Regions from separate parts of the Homo sapiens genome. Here region 1 is linked to region 2. The links are chromatin loops, found by intact Hi-C in ENCODE. Cell type or tissue: dorsolateral prefrontal cortex. All regions are shown on one strand. Links, peaks and the distances in the headings refer to the core of each region. The heading gives the core; the rest is flanking DNA. Region 1 holds the start of SLC35H1 (solute carrier family 35 member H1). Region 2 overlaps LOC105372633 (a long non-coding RNA gene).

Region 1 (9,465 bases), core at 1,466-9,465, 73 kb before region 2:
CACTCCCAGCCTCCCTGTCAATCCAGCCAACCCTGATGAGTGCCCGGAGCATGCCGGGTAGACCTGTCTGTGCCTGGAGGAGCCTCAGGTCCAGTGTTATGTGATGATACCTGCTGCTTCATCTGGGTGCCCCCCTCAACCACAGATCCTCCTTTGAGACATTCCCATCCTATTGAAACGCCACCTTCTTCTCGAAGCCTTCCTAGGCTTCACGATCAGACACATTCTCCATCTCCCACCCCAACATTTCTGAAGGGAGCAGTTACATTCCATTCTGCACTCTGGAACTCTTGTTACTATTTCCCCTCCCCGGGGCAAACAGGGAGCTGGCTGTGTCCAAATGAATCTCTGGGGCTACAGTTGTCTTCAGAGGAGCTTTGGAAACCTGTGGCGGTATTTTGGGGATATGCTCCTGGCGTTCAGTAAGCAGGGATAAAGAAGGGGCAGTCCACATAGCCAATTACTGCTCTGCATCCCGCACGACTTTGACATCCATATAGGTGAAAGATTAGCTTATAATTATCTGAACCTAGAATGTAACTCTGTTTACATGTAAACACAGTGCAGTGTTTCCATGGTTCTGCTGTGAACTAACACTTCCAAGAATAAGACGCCTATGTACAATGAAGGGAGACTGAAAATGGTCAAAATTGGTCTCAAAATGGCACCAAAAGTGTCCATTCTGGAAAAACCACATCATCTACAGCAATGGCACTAGTGGTTTTCGAGGTGCGACACAACACGGCTGTGTCAGTCTGTGTCTGTGGCCATCACACTCCTAGAGGGTCCACACAGAAGGGACAGCTTCACTGCAACTTCCAGCACTATTGTGCCCAGAAACTTACATATTGAAACATATTTTGTTTTACTATCAATTACTTTCCTTTTATGTTATAGGGCATGGTTATTTATATTTTATTTTATTTTTTTTTTGAGACGAAGTTTCGCTCCTGTTGCCCAGGCTGGAGTGCAATGGTATAATCTCGGCTCACCACAAGCTCCGCCTCCCAGGTTCAAGCGATTCTCCTGCCTCAGGCTCCCTAGTAGCTGGGACTGATTACAGGCATGCACCACCACACCCGGCTAATTTTTTATATTTTTAGTAGAGATGGGGTTTCTCCATGTTGGTCAGGCTGGTCTTGAACTCCCAACCTCAGGTGATCCGCCCGCCTTGCCTCCCAAAGTGCTGGGATTACAGGCGTGAGCCACCGCGCCCGGCTGCATTTGTTGATTTTTAAAAAATTATGTGTAGGCAGTTTTTATTAATCATATGTTTCATTTTAGGGTAATAAAAGGGACTGTTACAAAATATTTGTAATAAAAAAGAGGTGTCAGATCCAATGAGTTGAGACTCCTACCTGACCTAATGCATTCTCATTCCTTCAAATGCCTTCTGTAAGCTGATGTCTTCCCAATATATGCCCCGGCTCTGATTCATGTGAACTCCAGAAGAATATCCAATGCCTACCTAACCTCTTCTTCCCTTAGATATCTAATATCAGGCATCTCACTCACATCTAGAGTGTCTGAAACTGACTCGTGTTTTCCACACCCCCATTTCATCCAAGCCTGCTCCTCTTCCTACTTCCCATCCCAGCAAATGGCTCCACTACTCTCCTAGTTGCTCAGGCCAAAAGCCTTAGGCTCATCTGATTCCTCTCTTCCCCTTAGCCCACATTCAATCAATAAATACCGTCAGCTCTATCTTCAGAAATATCCCAAATATGAGCACATGTCCTGAACTCCACCACTACCATCTCAGCCACCATCCTCTCCCCAAATGACTGCAGGAGTCTCCTACACGGTTCTCTCTACTTCTCCTGCAACCACCACCATCAGGCTCCTCCAACAAAGAGGGCGCATGGGCCTCAAACATACGTCTACAGATCTCAAAACCCACACTGTTTCCTCTACGCCAGGGTTTCTCAACCTGGGCGTTACTGCTGTTTGGGGACAGATAATTCTTTGTGAGAAGACCCATCCTCTACATGGCAGGATGTTTAGCAACATCCCTGGCCCATACCCACCAGACACCTGTCACATCCTTCCCCCCATCCCAAGTTGTGATACCCAAGAAATGTCTCTAGACACTGCCATATGTCACCTGAGGATCAAACCTGCTCCCTGTTGAGAACCACTGCTGACCCTGTCCTGTGACAGGCACTCACAGGACATGCTGGCACTAACAGAGCTTTCTTCTGAGCACTCTTCCCTCATGGCTCCTCCTGTGGCTTCCAAGCCAGGGAAGTCTGTTCACTCTTCTGTTAACCAACTTCTTGCAGCTCCTGCTTTTGCTGCATTTCCTGCTGCAGCACTGCAACACCGCAACACCCTCCCTCCACTGTTCAAATGCTGACCTTCCTTCACAGACCTGGCCCAGTTCCCCTGCCTCCAATAAGTCCCTATGGCTACCCCGCCTACAAGAAGCACTGTCTCAAATTTAACTTATTTTCTTATTGGGATTCAGAAGGTCACCTATGCCCAAACACAAAGCCAAATCTCAGCTAGAAGGGTCCCTGGAGATCATCTAGGCACTTAATGAGCATTTATCAAGCACTCCTGTAGGCCCACCACTGGAGACACAGACGTGAAACTGAAAAGGTCCCCACCCTTATTTTATAAGGGAAACAAGATTTAAAGGAGTAAACAACTCTTTTTGAAATCTCATTTGCTCAGGAAGGAAAGTCCATATTCTGCCCCACTTTCCACAGAGAGCAGCTTAGCTGGGGGCAGCAGTCACATCAAGGTAAGGCTGGCTGGTGCATCACTGGCACACCTGCTTCCCTCCATCTTCCTAACTGTAACTTGGGCAGCATGGTTTAGTGCTTAAGAGTGTGGGCTTTGGAGTTAGACACTGAGAATCAAATCCTGGTGTCCCTACTCACTACTGTGTGACCCTAAGTTACTTGACCTCTGGACTCAGTTTCTCCAACTGTAAAGTGGCATCAGGTACAGCATTAAATGCTGGCTCATGGTAGAGGCTTACTCCCCTCCTGGTCCCCTTAACAGTGAAACTTCCCCAGAGGACCCCGCACTGCCAGTCCAACTCCTTCACCCCCTGCTCTCACTTCAGCCCATCTCCACTGCTCCAATGAGTCACCACACCCTCCTCCCTGCTGCCCCTTCGAAGGCTTAGTCTCTATTCTTTTTGTTGTTGTTGTTGTTTTGAGATGGAGTTTCAAGGCTGGAGTGCAATGGCGTGATCTCGGCTCACCGCAAACTCCGCCTCACGGGTTCAAGTGATTCTCCCGCCTCAGGCTCCCGAGGAGCTGGGAATACAGGCATGTGCCACCATGCCCGGCTAATTTTGTATTTTTAGTGGAGACAGGGTTTCTCCATGTTGGTCAGGCTGGTCTCGAACTCCCGGCCTCAGGTGATCTGCCCGCCTTGGCCTCCCAAAGTTCTGGGATTACAGGCGTGAGCCACCGTGCCGGGCCGGCTTAGTCTCTATTCTTACCTTACACAATGGATCACTTCCTCCTCCTAGAAAAAACCTTCTCTTGGGTGCCACGATACCACATTCTCCTGGTTTTTCTTCTGCTTTTCTGGACTCCTTATTGGTCTTTTTTGCTGGCACCTTCTTGTCAACTCAATCTATAAAAATTGGGTGCCTAAAGCTTGGAACCTGGCTTCTCTTCTCTCTTAAATCTTACCCTACATAATCTCATCCTACCCAATCCACTTGCCAATGATTTCTAAATTCTTTACATCAGCCCTGACCTTTTCTGTATCAGACTCATATATCTAACTGCCTATTTGGTAGCTGCACTCCAAATATCTAAAACTTAAGATGCCCTAAGAAGATTTCGTAATTATTTCTCACGCTCCCAATCTATCCCAAAGTCATTTAGTAAATGCCAGCATAATACACTTGGTTACTTAAGCCAAAACCAAAAATCTATGATGAAGTCATCTTTGACCACTTATTTCTGTCATTTCTCAAATCCTGCCCTGTCAGTTCCACTTTCAATACACTTCTTGACCCCTCTACTTCTCTTCCTCTCCATTCCCACTACCACAGTCTAAGCCACAATTATCTTTCACCTGCTGACTGCCACTGGTCTAACTGGTCTCCCTGTTTCCTCTTTCGCCCCTAAGGCCTGGAATCTATAAAGCAGCCAGAGAGATGGCACACGAAACAGATCATGCCCTAAGGCTAAGCCCAGCTCCTCAGCCTGGTCCACAAGGAAGGCCTCTGTAACCTCATTCTTCTGCCACTGGTCCCAGCACCCGCCACAGCGGCCCCCTGCCACGTGTCAAACACATCAAACCTGTGTTTTTCTTTACTTGCTGCTCTTCCTGCCTTCAGCTCCCTTCCGCAGACCTCCGCTTGGCTGAATACTTTCTCCAATGCCCCACCCCTCCCAATCCTCGTGGCACTCCCACCTCTGACGTTTCCTTGTTTGCTCACGTGTTTACTGCCCGCCCCAATCCCACCGCGGGAAGCAGCCCCTCAGAGGGCAGGGCCGTGTCCGATTCCGGCCCGGGTCCCGCACCCAGGACGTCGCAGGTGCTCAGGAAATACCAGATGAGCCGGCGTCCGGCAGGTGCCTTGCAGGAGGGCGCTTGGAGACCCCTGCCCCCTCCACAGACGGCGAAACTGAGGCCCGGGGAGGGGCAGGGGCGTGGCGTGCCCCATGTCAACCCGCGCAGATCCCGGGTGGGGAGCCCGCTTCCCTTCTCCAGCCCCGGCCCCCCAGCCTCTGGGAGTGCGCCGGGAGGCCGGCCGCACACCCACTCACCTCGGCCCTGGGAGCTCCAGGCCGGAATCTCCCCACCGGAAGTGCGAGGCCGGATGCCGCCGCCGAACCGCGGCACGGGCGGTAACTTCCGCCGGAAGCTACCCAGGGGCTGGGCGGAGCCGGGGCGAAAAGGCGGGGCGGGGCAGCACGGGGGCGGGGCGTCTGTTGTGGTCGGGTTCTGAGGTGGTCTGGTCTTTCTGAGGTACAGCGTAGTTTTGTCCTCCGCGAAGTCCCTCAGGCTCAGAGCACAGCCGTGTAATTGTCTGCGTCTCTCCCGCGCTCAATCAGGGGCTTGCTTTGGAACCCCGGTGCCTGCTAGTGTTCTGCATACAGTGAGCATCCAAAAAATGGTAACTTGTTTACTTTTACTGAACAAATTGTTTTTCTTATGTCCAGTCTAATGCTGGGCAACCATGGAATGAACCACGAAGATAAGTATCTCATGGGCTTTTTCTTCTGGGAGCTCAGGCCAGCTGGGGCCATTACAACTTAAAACTTGGGCGATCCAGAAGTAATACGAAACATTTGTGAAATATTTTCTGTATGAAACTTTCTAAGAATTATCTCAACTTCAATAGGTTGAGTAGGGAGAGAGCATCCCAGATAGAGGAAATGGGAGAATCCTAAAGGAGGGTGAGAAAGCTCCAGCCGTGCCTGGGGCTCACAGGTTGTTTGTAACTGTGGTGGTTAAAGTAGCCAAGAGGCAGGTTGCAGTGGCCCCAAAATGCCAGCCTAGGGAGTTCAGATTTTCTTCATCTTGCGGGATGGATTAAAAGGGCAGCATTTGCAGTCAAGAACATTAGGCCAGGGCAAGCTAGGGTTGCACATTCAGACCCAGTTTTGTGCCTTTCGCCCTCCTCTAGCCTCCTCCTGGGCTCTCTGGCAGTAAGACCAGCTGCAAACATGGATCCTTACAAGTGACTCAGCTGGGATCCCTGGCCCCTCTGAACAGAAGGCTCAAGGCCAGAGTGTAAGCAGTGTTTTATGCAAACTGCGGCTGTCACCGCCGCCAGCTGGCATCATGCAGGCATTAGTTCATTCAGTGCTTACCAAGCACCTACAATGGTACCCATCACTGCCCAAGGTCTTGGCTTTATTCAGTCCTCAGGCTTGTATTGCATGCACTTTCTATGCCTTTTGAAAGAGCCTGTCCTCACACCCTTCTCTCTCAGAGGCAAGAGATCTATTTTCATCACCACCCTCATTTAAGTCTCCCAGCTACCAAGGCCAAGGTTTGGAGCAACAGCCTAAAACACCAGCTGGAAGGCTGGGCACTATGCACAGGCAACACACAGGGTAAAGAGCGTGTCTTCTTTGTAAGGCACAAGTACTCGAGCTGTTCCCTGGCTGTGTCCCTGGCAGGGAGAAGAGGGAGGATGTGTTCATGGGGGTGTACAGTATGCCTTACCTTGCTGTACCCAGCAGGGTTGAGCAGAAAACGCTTCGTCCCAGTGCAGCAATCTGTGAACACTCTTAACCAGCAGGTGTGTGTCTGTGTGTGTGTATGTGTGGGAGGAGCGAATGATGAGGAGGAAGGGACTCTTGGAAGGTGACTAAGGGCTCCAGCTGGAGCTCTCCAGAGTCTCCCAGATACATGGAGATCAAGTCTTGTCAAGGTGAAATCTTCACCATTGGGCAGGGGGCAAGTACAGACAAACAGCTGTTAACAGGAACCACAGTTTGTACATGAAAGAGTATTTATTGAAAACATGGTTACTGACAGGAAGCTCCTGGCTGCTCTCTGGTTACAATCTTGGCTCACAACTGGAAGTGTTACATACTTTTTACTTCCCCTCAATTTTATTTTTCCCCAAGGTTCCATCCTAAGATAGGTAGATCTTATATAAATATATATACACGTCTGTATAAGTATGGCCTATAGTAATGAAAATATATAGTACACTCTTCATTGGGTAGTACCTACCATGCCAGGCCACCAATACTGAATGCCAATGTGCTAACGTATGTCCAGGGAGAGAGGCTGTGTGTGTGGTTTACAAGTGCTGCAGCACCAGGGAAGCCCCACTGGCACAGGTGTGGCCTCAGCCGGCCTCAGCCAGCTCCCTGAAATCATGGCCAATGGCAGAAACCATAGCACTAGGAAGGGAAGGCCAACTTCCTGGGGTCTGGAAGGCCAAAGGAAAGCAAACTGGAGGGGGCTGCAATTCAGGTTAGGGGAGATTTCTCTCTGAGGAAGGAAAAGGTATTAATGTGGGGGAAGAGCAGTAGAATCTAGTGACCTCACCACAGTCTAGGCCCAGGCCTCAGCTGGGTTTTCCCTGCAGCGTTCCTGGAGACTTAAGAGGGCAGGACTTGGCCAGGAGGTCTTTGACTTGCTGGGATGAGACTGAGCGCTTGCAGGGAGAAATTTCCGTCTGCTCTGATATCTGTATGGGCCAGAGAGATCTGGTGGCTCTAAAGACCAGAGATGTTAGAGCCAACCTCAGAAGCAGCAACGTCTTGGCACCATATGAAGCTGGAGTGAGCCCTCATCAAAAAAGACAAAAGCAAAAGCCTCAGGCTTGTACTCAGATCTAAGATACAGGTAGTCACTTCAAGGCTCTCAACACGCCCAACACACCTGTCCTCTGCAGGCAGCCTTTCCTGGGCCAGCTGTTGCTCACGTGGGGATCCAGCTGATCAGAGAGCAGGCTCAGGAGGAAAAGGTGAGTGGCTGTTGTTAAATCCATTTCAAGAAGCAGTTTCTTGGACTGGAAGGCAAGGGCATCTGCTGTTTGTTCCTCGTGGCCCAATCCCAGGCTTCATGGTGATGGAGTGGGCAGAGCACCCTGCCTTCATGACTCTTAGTAGACAGGGACCAAGAGGAAACTCTGGGTGGTCCGAGGTGGGTTTGAGAAATGGCTGGCATTTACTGGCCACCAAAATCACTACAGATTCTGTACAAGCAAAAGACAAGGCACCAGAATGTAAGTGTTTCTCCTGGGCCCAAAATCCCTTCTCCTGGGTACCGTCGTTTCTGGCTCCAGGCTCAGCCATAGTGATAGACAAAGTCATAGCTGCTGGGCTCCTTGGGGATGGGGGGTGGGGCTTCGGGAATCTGGATGTTCTCCAGGTCCAGGAGCCGCAGCTTCATCTCCATGCTCAGCAGGGTGTCCAGGTCACTCTTGGTCAGCTCACTGGACATGTCCTTCCCCAGAAGGGCACTGAGGCCATCAATCCAGATGCAGTACTGTGGGGAGCAAGTTGCAAAATGTCACATCGTGACCCCTGGTCAGCAGGAGATCCTGCCAAGGTCTCTTTTCTGATGGGGCTCACAACAGTTCCTTTTGGAACTAATCAGTATAGGCAAAACTGATTTGGAATGATAGCAAAGATAAATTAGGAGGTGATCCTTCACTTTCTCAAGAGATCTGGTTTTTATAAGGGGTTTTATATTACAACTCCTTACAATAATATGAAGGAGAACCTAAAAATGCAATAAACGAATACAGCAAAATGAGATCTGAGTACTGGGGCATCATCTACCTGAAGTTACCCAAAATCAGAAGCGAGAGAAGGGAAATATGTATTAGGTGAAAAGAAGCAAGACACAAACAGAAGTCACTGTGGGATCTCAATTTTGTGCCCCGCCCCCCCGAAAACAAAATTAAAAATAATCCAGTCAATACATATTAAAGAGTAAATACTAAAGAAATGGAACTGGTGGGTCTCATGCTAAGAGGGGGTGACCAGGAAGCCTTCTGATCCCACCGCTCCCTGACTCTTCCTGCTTCCTCTGCTGCCATTTTCCTTTTTCCACACCGTTGCTCACCTGGTTCCCCACTTGCTTGTTCTTCATTTCCTCTCAACCAAATTCCACTAGCGGCAGCTCAGGCCCTGCCCAAGTGTCTCCTCTGCCAGAAGTCCCACCTCTAGTTCCCAGTGATGGCTCTCAGAGCTCACCAGGCACATAGGGTCTCAAATGCAATCACTCATTTAATATCTAGTATCTTCCAGTGCTGCAGATGGAACTACAGGGCCCTTGTCAGAAGGACCAGTTCCATCTGGCTTCAAAGTCCACACTGGATCCATTACAACATGTGACCAGGAGCCCCTAGGAGGAAGGATCTGTCAAGTTCTCTTGGGTAGCTGACCACAGAGAAACTGAAAAGGGGAGAATTTTCCCAGTCCCAGGTAAATGACTCATTCCTAGTTGACCTTATCTTTGTAATGACAACCTATGGCTGCTGCTGAAGAGTAATGTGGAGAGCCCAGCTCACAGATAAACAATCCAGAGTGTGACAGATCCTTGGCAGCCACCCAATGCGCCTGGAGGAACCTCAGGTCCAGCATTATGTAATGATACCTGCTGCTTCATCTGGGTGCCCCCCCAACCACAGCTCCTCCTTTGAGACATTCCCATCCTATTGAAATGCCACCTTCTTCTCAAAGCCTTCCTAGGCTTCAATATACACTGCAGCCACCCACCACAGGGGACTTTCCTGTTTTGCTCATTCCTGCCACCAACTGAAGAGTTACAGAAATAGCTCTGTTGTCTAAGGCAGCGCCACACTGCTCACCTCATATTTATTAGGTGCGATGAAGTTTAAGGTCTCATCAGGGTCATACAGGATGGAGAAGGCCAATTCCAACACCTCCTGAAGGAGAAAGGGTTTAAATTAGAGCGATGGAACAGCCTGGGGTCTGCACATCAAGATCTTGGCCAAAGTCCTAGTGACTCGGCATCATCACCAAACATGCTGATTCAGATGAATGTCATCAA
Region 2 (16,249 bases), core at 3,718-11,717:
GGGATAAATGCTATCAAACAGCATCACATGCTACAAAGAAAGCTTTCATGAAAGGAAGAGTTGATTGATGCAGCCAACTTCATTGTTGTTTTATTTTAAGAAATTGCCACAGTCACCCCGAACTTCAGCAAACTACCACTCACATCAGTCAGTAGCCATCAACACTGAGGTAAGACCCTCCCACCAGCAAAAAGATTACGACTCACTGAAAGCTCAGATGATCATCAATATTTTTTAGCAATAAAGTATTTTAAAATTAAGGTATGTACATTTATAGACATAATGCTATTGCCCACTTAATTGATGACAGTATAGAGGAAACATAACTTTTATATGCACTGGGAAACCAAAAAATTCATATGACTCACTTAATTGCAATATTAGCTTTATTGTAGTGGTCTGATACTGAAGTTGCATTATCTCTGAGATATGCCTGTATATCTTCCTTTGAATGCTTCTTCGGTCATAGTTCACAGATTTTTTATTTTTTGTGCCCTCATTGTTATTCATTAGAAATAATTTATAATTTCTACTTTAATTTTTCTTTTGAACCCAATAGATAGTTAAAAGAGTAGGTTTTGAATATTCATGTCTATAGGGGTTTTGTTGGTAATGAGGTTTTTGTTTGTTTGGCTATTCTTTGGCGATTTCTAGTTTTATTGCATTGTGGTCTGTGAACACATTTCTGCCATTTAGAATATAGTGGAATTTCCTCTGAGAATTCTGCGGGGATGGTTGTTGAATACATCTGTGCTGCCTTCATCCTTCAATTTAAAACCAGCTACTGAACCTTTTGTGAGCCAAGCAGCTTCTGGGGTTTAGAGATCTAGTGCATCTCTGGGGTCCAGAAGAAGGGAGTTGGCAGAGCAAGTTTCTGCTTCTGAGCCCCACGACAGCCCGGGGACTGGAGGTGCAGAGCCCAGGAGTAATGGTCAGAAGAAAAGTGAAATCGGGAACACTTGACCTACGGAAATCCAAGGACCTCCCAAGGGAGAGGCTGCAGCTGCCCCCGTGAGCACTCTATGGTCTCATTGTTCCAGCTCATACAAAGCTGTGGGGGAGAACAAAAGTGCTAAATCCTCTCCTCAACTGGGAAAATGCCAGTCTTTGCAGCTGAAGAGACTAGCGGGCAGAGGGAGACCTTTTGGGACCAACCACTTGCCAGCGGACCCAGCAAGTCAAAGACTGTTGCAACATCCATTACTCGAGAGACTGGCCTTGCTCTAGATCCCCAGCAGCTGAACATGGGCCCCAGTGGGTCAGCAAAGGAAAATACCAACCCATCCTGGGGGACCCAGAAGTGAGAAAGTGAAAGAACCAGCATATTGCAGAGAACAACAGCTACAAACCTTCTGGGGGAGAGAGAGGACAGCCTGAACCAAAAACAATGATAACAACAACACGTAAGGAACCACAAATACAGTGTGCATAAACGCACGCATACACACACGCATGCACACACGCGCACACACATGCATGCACACATACACACATGCATGCACACGCACACACGCATGCACACACACACATGCACACACACACACATGCACACACACACATGTTCTGGATCTAAAGAATCTCATTTTCAGACTAAAAATTTCAAGAGATGAATCAAAGGATTGCAGAGTCACTGTTGAAACCTGACCTAGAATGCCAAATGGAGTAATGAAACAAAACACAAATCAAAAATGCAAAGAGAGGAAAATTATGAGGTGAAATAAACAGTTTGAGGAAATGATGCAGGCAATCAAATACTTGCATATTTGGATTATTCTATGTTGGAATTATTATTATTAGGATAATAGAAATTTGTAAAATAAAGCAGATGGAAGACAGGCAATAATTAAACAAATAATAGAGGAAATTGTCCTTGAAAATTTTCCAATAAAGACTTGATCTGAGATTTGAAGGACCCACTGAATTCCAAACAGAACTTACACAAAATAATACTCATCTTTAGCCATGTCCTGAAAACAATGACTGAAATCTCAAGTGTTAATATAAAAGCTTACTCATTTCTAGAGAGGGAAAATAAGTAACTTACAAAGAAACAATGAGATGTCATTTGACTTCTCATCTGCATCCGTGGAAGCAAACTATGCTGTAAGTATATCTACAGATTTCTGAGAGAAGAGGAATCCTAAAAGAAAGACTAATAGTAATGTCAGACTGTAAGTCCTGAAGGATCTCAGCCTAGTATTTAGGGAAGGGGTGGAAGAAGATGGAAGGTAAAAGTGTTTCAATATCTTTGCGGGCTGAGGATATAGAAAAATACTACAAATAGGTCTCTTTAATGTGGGGAAATAGATGCTTTTCTCACATAATGGAGGATTATATAATTGCAATTGTGTATTTTATTCTGAATGTGAAAAAAATACAGATAACCACTCATGGCATGGAAAAGTATAGCGCTTCTCTAAGAAACCTATAAGAATCTATAAGAAAATCTAAAAGAAAAAAATCTACAAGAAAAAAAAAATCTAATAAATGGCCATGTTACCAAGCCATCAAAAACAAGAAAAAGAGAGAAAGGACAAAGTAAAATAAATAGTGAACCTGAGTTAAAATGGAAGAAATGAAATAAATTATATCCAGGTTTACACAAACCTCAAATGAGCCGAATTCTCCCATTAAAACTCAAAGTTCATTAAATAGGATTGAAGAACAAAAACCAGCCATATGCTGTTGTTAGAAATACTATATCAGTCAGAATTGGTGTAACAGAAACCCAACTTACAGTGGTTTAAATATGTAAGAAATTTAATTTTCCTTGCAGCAGAGAGCTGCCGATATAGGCAGCTGCTCAGAAAACCTCTACCCTTTTCCAGCTTCCCTCACCCTCAGCACCTCTGCTGGGCTTGGTAGCTTACCTGATGGTGTGACCCCAACCTTCATTCCTAAGCGATCTGAGCCCTTCTTGGTCACCATGCCTCTCATGTATGAGGCCATGATGGATGTACGTGTCCATTTACCATCAAAACTGGGCACCTGATCCATATACCAAGCTCAGGCTCCTTCCTCCTCTGTTGGCTGGTCATAAAGGACCCTTCTCTCCACCCCATGCAGCCATCAGTATGAGCTGAGAGCAAGACAACAGGTGGATGAGATGGGGGTCTGGTTACCTGCTCACGCAGCTCGCTTATGCCATCTGGTCCTCCTTCTGCTCAATCCTCCATGTCCCACTTCTATTCTGGCATGCTGCTGGGCCCACCTGATCTTATGACTTGGTTGATCTGACAAATATCTGACTCATTGTGGATAGTTTTGGCTGCACAATCGTTTGCTTTCCCGTGATCGGGTGTTCCCTCCCTCCGGGGCCAAGTAGCCCTCAGGAGCTTGTGATGGTTAATTTTAGGTGTCAACCGGACTGGGTTAAGGAATAGCTAGAGAACTTGTAAAGCATCACTTCTGGGTGTGTCCGTGAGGGTGTTTCCAGAGGACAGTGGCCTGGGACTTTGTGGACTGAGAGGAGGAGATCTGCCCTCATTATGGGCAGGCACCATCCAATCAGCTGGCACCCGCATAGAACAAAAAAGGCAGAAACAAAACAAAACAAAACAATTTTCTCTCTCTCTCTCTCTCTCCCTCCCTCTCTTCTTCTCTCTCCTGGAGCTGGAACACACTTTTTTCTCCTGCCTTTGGACATCGGAACTCCAGGCTCTCCAGGCTTTCCAGACTCTGGACTTAACAGCAGTCTCTGGACTTACAACAGCAGCCCCCTGGATCCTCAAGCCTTTGGCCTCAGACTAATAATTATATCAGCAACTTCCTGGTTCTGAGGCTTTTGGGCAGCCATGCTACTAGCAACCCAGCAGTTCCAGCAGAAGGCCTGTTGTGGGACTTCTCAGCCTCCATGAGCATGTGAGCCAATTCCCTTAATACATCTATCTCTTTCTAAATTGATTTATTGATCTAGAAAGATTGATCCTATTGATTCTGTCTCTCTGGATAACTCTAATACAGAGCTATATATCAAAGAGTGTGTAATTCTCTGATGCAGATGACATGACTTGCTCCAGAACCCTGGGGATCTGAGTTGTGATTTTCCCAGTGAGACTTGCCATATACTTTATTCAATGTCTTTTCTGACCACCAATATCTCTAATACCATAGGGCCTGCTAGGTCATGTGGCCAAAGCTTCAAGGATACCTGCTTTGCAGGCTGGACCTGCTGCAGAGCTCTTTTCTACTCTTGGTGCCTCTCAAAGGCAGCAGCTTTTCCTTTTACCAGATATTTGGATCAGAGCAGTATTCTCATGTTTGGAATGTGCTGCCTCTAGAACCCAAAGAAGTCTATAGGCATGGCACTTTCTTCTTGGTGGTGATGGGAGATGAAAGATAGAAAAGTTTTGCCCTTACTTTTGAGGGAACGTTCTAGCATGCTTCAGAACATGGAACTCAATTTTTTAACCTATTTGGAAGTCCTTGCACTTTTGAAGAGTTTAGTCTTGTACCCTCTGAAGTGCTTGTGTCTTACCAAGTCCTACATGTTCTAGCCACTTCACCCGGTCCAATTAGCATATGTCATCAATAGAGGGGACCAGTGTGATATTCTGTGGATGTCCAGCCAGTTCAGGCCTCTTCATATTATGTCATGACAGCACCAAACAGTTGAGATAACCCCTGGGAAAGACTGTGTATGTGTACTGTTGTCCACTCCACCAAATGTGAACTGCTTCTGATACTGTTTTTTTGATAGGGATGGAAAAGAACACATTAGCTGCATTGATGGCTGCATGCCAGGTGCCCAAGGCTGTGCTCATCTGCTCTAGCAGAGGTACCACACATGGCACAGAAGCTGCATTGAGGCCACTGTTTGGCAGAGTTTGCAGTAGTCCACTGTTATCCTCCAGAATATGTCTGGGTTTTGCAGGGGCAAGACTGGTGAATTACACAAGCTATGAGTGGACTGCCACCTCAGCATCATTTAGGTTTTTAAGGATGGCTCTGGTCTCTAATATTCCTCTTTGGATGGATGTGACATTTTAAAAAGTGTACTCATTTGGTTGGGTTGGGGTGTTGGGGGCTATTTCAGAGGCTTCCACTGGTCTTCTTTACTCTGATAGCTCCTACCCCATGGGCCAAGGGACCAGCATGGGAGCTGTGCCAATTGCCAACATGTCTATTCCAATTGGGGACTGGGGAGATGGCCATGGGGTTGGCCCATGGGTCTAGTGAACCCGCTGTAACCCAGACTTCGGCCAGGATCCCATTTATTTCCTGCCCTTCATATGCCCTCGATTTAATAGGGAGGCTACGATGATGCTTTGGGTTCCTGGGTAAATGTCAATCTGGACCCTGTGCCAATAGTTCTCGATGTTTGAGTGTTCCTCTTTCTCCAGCGTGTGGCCATCTGTCATGGCATCACAGGGTCCTCCTAGGAAGCCAGCCTCTCCTTCAATTCATGTGCTTTAAACACTAAAACTGGTTCTGGTCTGGAAACTAAGTGAAGGAGTGTGACTTTTTTTTGAGGAGTGATCACCCTCAACTACCTGACCAGGAATGTTAAATTGTAGAAAATGTGTATCTTAGTGGTCAGACATTTCTATGTATAATATGCACAAGAAAAAGACTCTCTAGGCATACAGCAGACTGTCAGCCATACCTACCTCTCTGTGGCAATATTATGGGCCATTTAACTTTATCCTTTTTTGTTTGTTTGTTTTTTAAGACAGAGTTTCACTCTGTTGCCCAGGCTGGAGTGCAGTGGCACGATCTCAACTCACTGCAACCTCTGCCTCCTTGGTTCAAGTGATTCTCCTGCCTCAGCCTCCCAAGTAGCTGGGACTACAGATGCACACCACCATGCTTGGCTAATTTTTGTATTTTTAGTAGAGGCGGGATTTCACCATGTTGCCCAGGCTGGTCTCAAACTCCTGACCTCAGGGTATCTACCTGCCTCGGCCTCCCAAAGTGCTGGGATTACAGACATGAGCCACCACGCCCTGCCTAACTTTATTCTTTATACTGAAGGAGTTAAAAATATGCCACTCTGGCATAGTGACTATTTTGAGTTAAAGGCACTTGAAAAACAGCAGGTACAAGAAGATTGCCTTGATCTTCCTTCTGTTACTTAAAAGCAGGACATAAAATTCCCATGTGAAAGATGCCCTCCCTTTAACAGAAAGAAAGTAACATTCTTATCAAGGACAGGAAGGTGAGGTCGTGGGAAACCTTTACACACAGACCCGGTTCAACTAATTCCTATCTTCCTAGTCACTTCTCCACCTGATCAATGACCCTAGCCCCAGTACCTTTGCCTCGTCCCACTTTCATGACTTATGATACTTTGTCCATTTCAGTTTATAAGCATTCATCTCTAACAGCGTCTTTGGGCCTTTGTTTCCTTATGAAGGCTCCTGTGCAGGTAAAACTTGCATTAAATAACTGTGTGTGCTTTTCTCCTGTTGATCTGTCTCATGTCAATTTCATTTTCAGGCCCAGTTAGAAAAGAACTCTAAAAGGGTAAGGTAAAATTTTTCCTCTCCTACAATACTTTAATGTATTTTTCACATTTTTATATTATAGCAAATATATTCTGTCATGCCAGAGATTACATATGTAATATGTGTTTTCCATCCTCTGGAGAGATGTTCCAGAAAATTGTCTTGGCCTAACTGGATGTGGTTGTCAACTCCCTGCTCTCTGAAGGATGGATATGAATATTTGACATCTCTTAAGAAGTCTTCCTAGGAAAGAATCCTTTTGAATTACAGAAAGTGGCTCCCTCCCCCAGAGAGGCCCCACTGCCTGGGGAAAGAGACTTTAATCAGCCCCTTTGTTAAAAAGTCAAACAAACGCTTGCCATAAAACCCAGTGATTCTACTCCTAGGTACTCACTCAAGAGAAATAATTTTAAAAAATTAATCAGATGTGGTGATCTACACCCGTAGTTCCAGCTACTTGGGAGGCTGAGGTAGGAGGATCATTTGAGCCCTGGAGGTTGAGGCTGCAGTGAGCTGTGACCCCATCACTGCGTTCCTGCCTGGGCAACAGAGTGAGATCCTGTCTCTAAAAAACCAATAATAAAAAAAGAGAAGTGAGCACATATGTCCATACAAAAACTTATACATTCATAGTCATAGCAGCTTTATTCACGACAGCCCCAAGCTGGACACAACCCAAATATCCACCAAGTGAATGAAAGAATAAATTGGGCTATGATTCCACTTATATAACACCCTCTAGAAAATGCTCACTAATCTAGAGTGACACAAAACAGATCAGTGGTTCCTTGGGGATTGGGGGATGGGAGGGAGGGAGTATGAAGGAGCAAGAGGAAACTCTGGGGTTGATGAGAGCAGAGCACTGGAACTTAAGTTCTCCCTGGGGTGGGGGTGAGGTGCGTGGGATGTTTTAAACAATGACAGGACCTGCAGTTAGAACTGCTGAGGTTGGACAGTGTCATGCGTACCCCACGTTCCAGGAAAGACTTATGTGTCCCTAACTCCAAGTGTGTGACAATGATGGTATCTTCTCTTGATTCATCTTCCCTCATTTCAGTGTTGCTCAACGCTTATTTTTAAACTTATAGCTCCTCCAAGGAACCATTTTACATTTTTTTTTAATTGTCCACCTCCCCATGAAAATATAATACTGGCCAGGTGTGGTGGCTCACGCCTGTAATCCCAGCACTTTGGGAGGCCGAGGTGGGTGGATCATGAGGTCAGGAGATCGAGACCATCCTGGCTAACACGGTGAAACCCTGTCTCTACTAAAAATACAAAAAATTAGCTGGGCGTGGTGGCGGGTGCCTGTAGTTGCAGCTACTTGGGAGGCTGAGGCAGGAGAATGGCATGAACCTGGGAGGCGGAGCTTGCAGTGAGCTAAGATGGCGCTGCTGCACTCCAGCCTGGGTGACAGAGCGAGACTCTGTCTCAAAAAAAAAAAAAAAAAAAAAAAATATATATATATATATAAAATACTGCAGATATACTGTGTGTCTGTTTACGTACTGTGGTCTCCTGGAGGGCCACAAATAGACGTAACAGCTAAGATGTTGGGGGCATCCTAAGAACCAATGTTCATTCCTGTGGGGGCTCTCTTGACCTGTTGAGAAATCATGACTTATTCCCATCAGAAAAAAATCCAAGTAGGCAGGGAAAAAGCAGTATTGTAATGAAAATGTAAAGCTATCTGATTTGACTCTTTGATGGAAGCGTAGTGACACACATAACTGCAAAAAAGTGTTTCGCCAGAGCTATGCATTGATGTAGGTTCATGAAAATGGGAGCCCGAAATGAGGCAAAGGGGTTGGCAGGCAGAGAGCTTTCAACCCAGGCAGAGAAGTGGCAGAGTCTTTTCTGTGCAACTAGAGCTCTCTGCTGGGCATTTCAGGAACATCCTCCAATAAATTGAATGCAGCCCATTCATTTAGCAGCTGTTTGCCCAGCATCCATCACAGGCCGTGCACTGAGAGCTAGGCTTGGGTTTGTGGCCCAGCAAAGTTTAATAACTGGGTCAGAACCACACAGTGGTGAGAAGTCACAATGGCATTCAGAGTCACTTTTCTCTGACTCCAAAGCCCACAGTCCCCTCCTCTGGAGTTCCCAAGCCAGGTTCTTACTGGCTTTAGAGGGGAGTCCCCTCCCTGGCCTCTGAGACAGAAAGGAAGATGAGGGGCAGGTAGGAGTAGGGTAGAAGTTTGGGATATTTAGGGCATTATCACCTGATGATTTCCCTTTTCTCCTAGAAGTTGGAGCAGAAGAGGAGTGAGAATGACTTGGGTTAAGTCTTGCGGTGCTGGCTTTTTGCAAAGGGCTGTTCCACAAAGACTGAGAAAAAAACTGAGGCTCTGTAGAAACAGAGGCAGAAGTGGCAGAAGAAAATCTTGATGCTTCCCCAGTAAATTCCCATCAATTGTAGAGGTTAAAGAAAATGTGGTACATATACACCATGGATTATGTAGCCATAAAAAGGAACAAGATCCTGTCCTTTGCAGGGACATGGATGGAGCTGGAGGCCATTATCCTTAGCAAACTAACGCAGGAACAGAAAACCAAATACTGCATGTTCTCACTTATAAGTGGAAGCTAAGTGATGAGAACACATGGACGCATGGAGGGGAAAAACACACACTGGGGTGGGGGTCAAAGGGCAGAGGTGGGAAGAAGGAGAGCATCAGGAAGAATAGCTAATGGATGATGGGCTTAATACCTGGGTGATGGGATGCTCTATGCAGCAAACCACCACGGCACATATTTACCTATGTAACAAACCTGCACATCCTGCACCTGTACCCCTGAACTTAAAATAAAAGTTGGAAATAAAAGAAAGAGATACTCAGGTAAGACTAAACCACACATGAGGAATTGGAACCAGGGTCCTGTGAGTCTAACTCGCATGGCTCAGGAGGGTTGGTTCCCCTAGGGAGCTGCTCCTTCCTCTTGGTGCAGTGTAGACAGGGTGTTAGGAAAGAGCCCCAGGCTCACTGAGGATGGCCAGGAGTAAACCTGCCATGGCTCTAGAGGTCCCCAAGGCAGGCAACGGATGAGAGCAAGACAGTTTCTCACTCCAAGCGCAGCAAGCAGCATGTGCATCTGCAGAGCTGCGCTGGTTTCCCTGCCCTCAGGTCCCACAGGCGACGCCATGGGCTCGGATGGATGCTACCCACTCCATGGGCTGCCGTGAAGCTGTGGAACTCAAGGCCAAAGGTTCAGCATACTTTGAGAAAGCAGCAAACACTGTGGCAAGCAGCAAATAAGCCAGTCTCTCCCCTAGGGAGCAAGCAGTGACACAGGAAACACACGGAGGTCTCCTCACTCAGTGTACAGGGGCCTGCGTGACTAGCTGCTAGTTGTTTATTACCTGTGAGCAACCGGAGACATTATGAAGACAGCCTGAGGTCTCATCCAGGGGCAAGGGAAGAACTAGCCCTATAGAACAGATTTAAAGGGACAGTGGAAAATAAAAATAAAGCTGCTTTATAATTTTATACCATGAGTACCATGAGTCATGTTTGGTCAGGACATGGCTGGGACAGCCTTGCTGGGAAGCAGTGGGTGATGTGGTTCCTCGCCATGGATGAGCACCCTAGTGGGCTAAGGTGCACTAAGTCAGTGCCTAGGGTCCACGCGAGTAGTATCCATGGAACCCCATGCAACACCAGTGCCAAGGACCAGTTTCTCCCAGGAGCAGGAGGCAAGATAATTATTGAGACAATCTCTACCAAGATGGGATGGAGAAACAGCATTCTCTCCCCACCACTGCCTCAGCAGTGCATCTGTGCACCCCTCCGTCCCCCAAGTTCAGCATTCATCCTAAAGAGGAGGAGGTGAAAGGAGAAAAAACAATTCTGACTGTGTCTGAGTTCTCCATCTGAAAAGACTCAGAAGTCTCTGAATTTGATTTAGTTTATCAGTATGGGACTAGATTAGGCCTTCTTCATAAAGCAGAATGAGGATGCAGAGTCAGACATGCAGCTGCTTGCATAACTAGCTACTAGTTGTTTATTACCTAAGAGCAATCATAGAGGTTATGGGGACTGCCTGCCTGAGGTCCCATCCAGGTGCAGGGCGAGGGCTAGCCCTATTGTACAGATTTAAAGGAATAATGGAAAATACCACACCAATTGCACTCCTAGACATGTATCCCAGAGAAATGAAAATTTATGTTCACTCCAAAAGATGGACATGAGTGTCCATAGCAGCTTTATTTGTAACAGCCAAAACTGAAACAATCTAGATGTCCTTCACTGGGCAAATGGTTGGTTAAACGAAGTGGTGCACACGCACTGGGGAATACCACTCAGTGATAAAAAGGAAAGTCATGTTGTGGAAAGTCATTTTGGGGGGCCATGATTTTGAAAATCTGTATTCACTACAAACATAAGGTAGATGCCTCAGTGCTGTAGGTGATTTATTTCTTTTCTTTTCCTCTTCCCTTCTCCATCCCAGTAGTAACAGCTAACCCACATTGTGCGTGGATCATTGCCAAGATCCCTTTTTAATATATTAAATTTCATTTTTAGATAATTGTAGATTCACATGCATTTGTATGAAATGATACAGGGAGATCCTGTGTACCCTTAACCCAGTATGCTCCAGTGGTAACATCTTGCAAAACAATATCACAGCCAAGATATTGACAATGATACAGTCAGGATACAGAACATGTCAATCAGCACCAGCATCCCTCATGGTGCCCTGTTGTAGCCACCCTCCCTTCCTTCCAATCACACCCCCTCTTTAGCTCCTGCAACAACTTATCTGTTCTCCATTTGTAAAATTTTGTCATTTCAAGAATGCTATATAAACAGAATGATACTGAGATGGGAACAGCACTGGGTGGTCGCAGGAGGATGGAAAAACTCAAAAAAGAACTAGCCAAAGGCAGGGTGCGGTGGCTTATGCCTGTAATCCCAGCACTTTGGGGGCAGAGGCGGACAGATCACTTGAGGTCAGGGGTTCGAGACCAGCCTGGCCAACATGATGAAACCCCTGCCCCTACTAAAAATACAAAAATTAGCCGGGCGTGGTGGTGGGTACCTGTAGTCTCAGCTACTCAGGAGGCTGAGGCAGGAGAATCGCTTGAACCTGTGAGGCGGCAGTTGCAGTGAGCTGAGATCATGCCACTGCACTCCAGCCTGGGCAACAGAGTGAGATTCTGTTTAAAAAAAAAAAAGGAAGGAAAGAGAAGAAAGAAAGAAAGAAAGAAAGAGAGAGAGAGAAAGAAAGAAAGAAAGAAAGAAAGAAAGAAAGAAAGAAAGAAAGAAAGAAAGAAAGAGAGGGAGAAAGAAAGAAAGAAAGGAAGGAAAGAAGGAAGGAAGGAAGGAATCAGTCAAAGAAACAAGAACTAGGCAAAGAAACCATGGCATAACAGAAAACCCAAAATAAGGGAAAGAAAATGGCTAAAACTCTGGTCAGGGTGACAATGTCCATGACTCTTCCAGGCAAAACCAAGTAAGGCAGAAAGAGGGTAATAACTGGAGTGGGGGGGTGTATCCCTGAAATCCCCTCCTTTTCCAGGATATTCCACCCCTTAATTAAAGAAACACTCATAAAATTAGACACCCAAACTCCATTACTTGTGACTTATTCTCTCAAGCAGGCTCACACTTCTCTCTTAAGTGTGTACTTTCAATTTGCAATAAAAGCTTCTTGCCTTTGGCCTTATTCTGACTCATCCCTGAGCTCTTTCTTGTGATGGTGCCAATAATCTGGACACCAGCTGGAGCTGGGGCCTTACTGGCATCTGGAGACCCTCCTGAGCCCTTGAGCACCAATACAGTATGTAACTTTTTTGACTCAGCACAATTCTCTGGCGATTCATCCAGGCTGTTGCATGTATCAGTAGCTCATTCCTTTTGATCACTGAGTGGCATTCTATGGTATCCACGCACCACAGTTTGTTTAACCCAGTGAAGGGCATCTAGATTGTTTTCAGTTTTGGGTTATTACAAATAAAGCTGTTAGGTACATCCATGTCTATTTTTTAGAGTGAACACAAATTTTCATTTCTCTGGGATAAATGCCCAAGATTGAAATTGCTGGTTCTTATGGTTGTAGTTGCGTAGTTTTTAAAGAAATTGTCAAACTGTTTTCCAGAGTGGCGGTACCATTTTACATTTTCATTAGCAATGTACGATGGTCTCGTTTCTCCACATCCTCACCAGCATTTGGTGTTGTCACTATTTTTTATTTTAGTCATTCTGATGGGGATGCAGTTATAGCTCATTGTGTTTTTAATTTGCACTTCTCTAATGGATGTTAAACATCTTTTCATGTGCTTACTTACTATCTATATATCTTTTTTGATAAAATGTCTTTTGCCCATTTTCTAATTTGATTTTTTTTTTCTGTTAAGGTTTGAGAATTCCTTATATCAGAGGATATATAATAATATTTGCAAACCATTTATACAACAAAGTACTGGTACATTTTAGGTACTAGTTCTTTGTTATATGAATGGTTTGCAAATATTTTCTCCCAGTGTGTAGCTTGTCTTTTCATCCTTGTAGCAAGGTCTTCTGAAGCACAAAAATTTTAATTTGATGAAGTTCAATGTTTCCTTTTATGGATTGTGCTTTTGTTGTCAATTCTTTGCCTCACTATCTAGATCCCAAATATTTTCTCTTATTTTTTTTGAAAGTTTTATCTCTTATAATTTAAATCTGAGATTGATTTCAAGTTAATTTTAATGTAAGGTGTGAGACCTAGGGTGAAGTTCTGTTCTTTCTCTCTTTCTTTTCTTTCTTCTTCTTCCTTCTTTTTTCTTTTTTTGCTCATAGATGTCTTACTGTTCCAGCACCACCTTTTTTGTTGAAAAGACTATCCTTTGTCCACTGAATTGCTTTTGCACTTTTGTAAAATGTCAGTTGGACATATTTGTGTGGGTCTATTTCTGGATTCTTTGTTATATTCCATTGATCTATGTGTCTATCCATCCTCCAATACCACATAGTCTTGATTACTGGAAACCGATTCCTCCCATTTTATTATTCTTTTTCAAAATTATGTTAGCTATTCCAGTGCCTTTGCCTTTCCATACAAACTTTCAGATGATGTTGCCTGTATCTACAAAAAATCCTGCTGAGATTTTGATAGTGTTACTAGGGCAGCCCCAGAGATACAGCCGAAAAAGCTCATTATTTTCTTAAACAGTAGATAACTGAAAAAACTCATTTTTTTTCTTAAATTTTTTCTATTTCTTTATCTATAGGTAAGCTTGCTTAAAAGAACTCCAGATGGCCCGGGAGCTGCAGGACCCTTTGCCAATTATCAGAGGAAGATAAGGCCTGTGTGAAACCGGGACAAACCTGAACCAGCGACCCCGTGTTACCTTTAGATCATTAACATATCATCATAATGCTAAAACCTCACCCATAGAAGATAATTGCTGCCATTTTCTGAATATACATTATATGAAGAAGCATGTTCATGATCTGCACCTGCACATCTGGAGTTCCTCCCCATACATGTTTACGTACCTCCCTGCCCCACATCTAACTCCTTAAAATCCCCCAGCTTCTCATATCTCAGGGAGAAGGAGTCTTTAGAGAAAGAGCTCCCTCCTCCATTCCTGGCCAGGAATAAAACCTGCTTGCCTTTTTTCCCAATTAGGTGTTACAGTAGAACTCAGTTACCCTGTAACAATAAGAATTGCATTAAATCCTTATATCAACTTGGGAAGAATTGACAGCTTTACCATATTAAGTCTTCTAATCCATAAATAAGTATGTTCATCCATTTTTTTAGATTTTTGAAATTTCTTTCATCAGCATTTTGTAGTTCTTTGCCTCACTATCTAGATCCCAAATATTTTCTGTTTTTTTTTTCTGAAAGTTTTATCTCTTACAATTTAAACCTGAGTAGTTCTCAGCATGCAAGCCCCATACATGTTTTGTTGGATTTAAATTTAAGTACTTTGGTTTTTGATAAATTGTAAGTGCTACTGTATTTTAAGTTTCAGTGCCCATGTGTTCCTTGCTGGTATAAAGAAATACAACATATTCCTGCAGTCTAGCTGAAGTCACTTATCAGCTCTAGGAGTTTCTGTTTTTTGTTTTATTTTTGGTAGATCTTTGAGATTTCCTACTTTGATAAGCATGTTATCCACGAATAGGGACAGTTTTATTACTACCTTTCTGATCTGTATGCCTTTTATTTCCTTTTCTTACCTTATTGCATTGGGTAGAACTTCTAACACTGTTTAACAATAATGGTAAGAGCAGTCATCCTTGCCCTTTTCCTCTTCTCAGGGGTACAACCATTCAGTCTTTCACTGTTAAGTATGATGCTGGCTGTGGAGTTGTTATAGATGCTCTTTAACAAGTTAGGACAAATTCCCTCTATTTCTCTTTTTCTGAGCATTTTTAAAACCATGAATGGGTATTTTGTGAAATGCTTTTTCTGTATTGATTGGTAAGATCAATTTTCTTTTGTATCCAGTTAGTATGTTGGATTATGTTGACTGATTTGTGAATAGTAAAACTGCCCTGCATTCCTGCAGTAAGCTTCGCTGTGTTACAAGATCTTTGGGGTGTTGCTTTTCTGGCCAGAAACCTCTGTGGCCAGTGGTGCCTTTGCCCAAGTTTTGTTTGGGCTCACTGGGCTCATTCCGCCCACTCGGCCTGGCAGGCTGTGCTCAGCTCATGCTACCAGCCTGGACCCCATGTCTGCCAAAGGCAAGTCAGGCATGGAGTGGCAAGGGGTGTGTGAGTGAGCGTGGGGTCTGGCCACTGTGCAGTCAGACATGTCAGCTGCTGCAGTGGGGTGGGCAGCTCCAGGTGCTGGCACAGGCACTAGTCCTCTGTGAGGCTGTGGCTGAGCCAGGCACACTGCACGCAGCTTCCACAGCTGGTACTGGGGAACAAAGTGGTGCCTGGAGGCTTGGAGATGCCAGGAACCACAGGGCTCCCAAGAAAGAGTCATAGCCCTGGCTTGGGGAGCTCCCAGGTCTGGGCTTCCCGAAGGGCCATAGCTATTCTTTCTTTCTCTTCACCCTCAATGTAGTGAGCAAGGGGCATGTTTCAACCCTGTTTGTGTTACAGCTCTTTTAGCCCTACCATTCAATGGGTCCCAAGTTCTTGTCCTATAACCAGGAAGAATGAGGTACCCAGACAAGTGGAGGGTGAGCAAGATGAAAAGGAGCTTTACTGAGCGACAGAACAGTTTGGAGGAAACCCGCAGTGGGTAGCTCCTTTCCACAGCCAGGGTGTCCTGATGAGTGTTCAGCTCCTAGCAAAGAGGAGGCCCTGGAGTGGGAAGCTCCTCTTTGCATGCAGGTGGTCACATTGTCTCTGCAGCTCTCAGCAGAGAGGAGGCCCTGGAGTGGGTAGCTCCTCTCTGCTGTTGGTCATCCTAATGTCTGCTCAGCTCTGGTTGAGCGCAGGGGTATTATGGGCTTCAGAGGGGGGAAAGTGTATGCCAACTGGTCCATGGGCAGGCCCAGAAAAGGCACCACAAGCTCCCACTCTGGTCTGTGGGGCTGGCAGCCCGACGCCAGCCTTCAGGCCCTCCCTGGCCTGAAGGTGGGGCCTCACTGGGGACCTGCCCCCTTCTGCCCAGGAGCCCATCTGCCTCCTGCCACTGCACATGGCACCCAGGCTGCTCACAGCAAGGGGCACCTACAGGCCAGGGCAAGCCGCCCTCAACTTCGTCATTGTGTATACTTTTTTTTACATTGTTGAATTCTACTTGCTAATTTAAAAAAATGTTGCATCTATATTCATGATATTAGTCTTTTGTTTTTTGTACTATCTTTTTTTTTTGGTTTGAGTATCAGATTTAGTACTAGCTTCATAAAATAA

The links. Peaks named below come from ENCODE experiments on the same cell type or tissue, not always from the same donor. Only the 100,000 strongest peaks of a DNase experiment are listed, where the experiment ranks them.
Region 1: a loop joins it to region 2, with 3 times the contacts of the local background. A loop is called at or near these places in 2 of 110 quality-filtered maps.

What each region holds. Positions count from the first base shown.
Region 1 is chr20:46,359,629-46,369,093 of GRCh38, forward strand. SLC35H1 (solute carrier family 35 member H1) reads right to left here and starts at 4,797. Exons shown (of 10, transcript NM_015945.12): 1 at 4,743-4,797. It overlaps ELMO2 (engulfment and cell motility 2), which reads right to left. Exons shown (of 22, transcript NM_133171.5): 21 at 9,263-9,340; 22 at 6,422-7,932. The coding sequence ends at 7,732. LOC124904917 (a long non-coding RNA gene) reads left to right here and starts at 4,911. Exons shown (of 3, transcript XR_007067614.1): 1 at 4,911-5,092. RefSeq lists a silencer at 4,518-4,937 and an enhancer at 8,962-9,191. In dorsolateral prefrontal cortex, for the core only: CTCF peaks have their summits at 4,811 and 5,021; DNase peaks (open chromatin) are centred at 4,383, 4,843, 5,733 and 6,063; H3K4me3 peaks cover 3,171 bases; H3K27ac peaks cover 4,508 bases.
Region 2 is chr20:46,430,024-46,446,272 of GRCh38, forward strand. LOC105372633 (a long non-coding RNA gene) reads left to right here. Exons shown (of 4, transcript NR_146919.1): 3 at 3,613-3,861; 4 at 13,660-14,948. Among named protein-coding and RNA genes, the nearest start is that of ELMO2, 32 kb to the left of the region's middle. RefSeq lists an enhancer at 8,226-8,285. In dorsolateral prefrontal cortex, for the core only: CTCF peaks have their summits at 8,318 and 8,519; a DNase peak (open chromatin) is centred at 8,328; H3K27ac peaks cover 588 bases.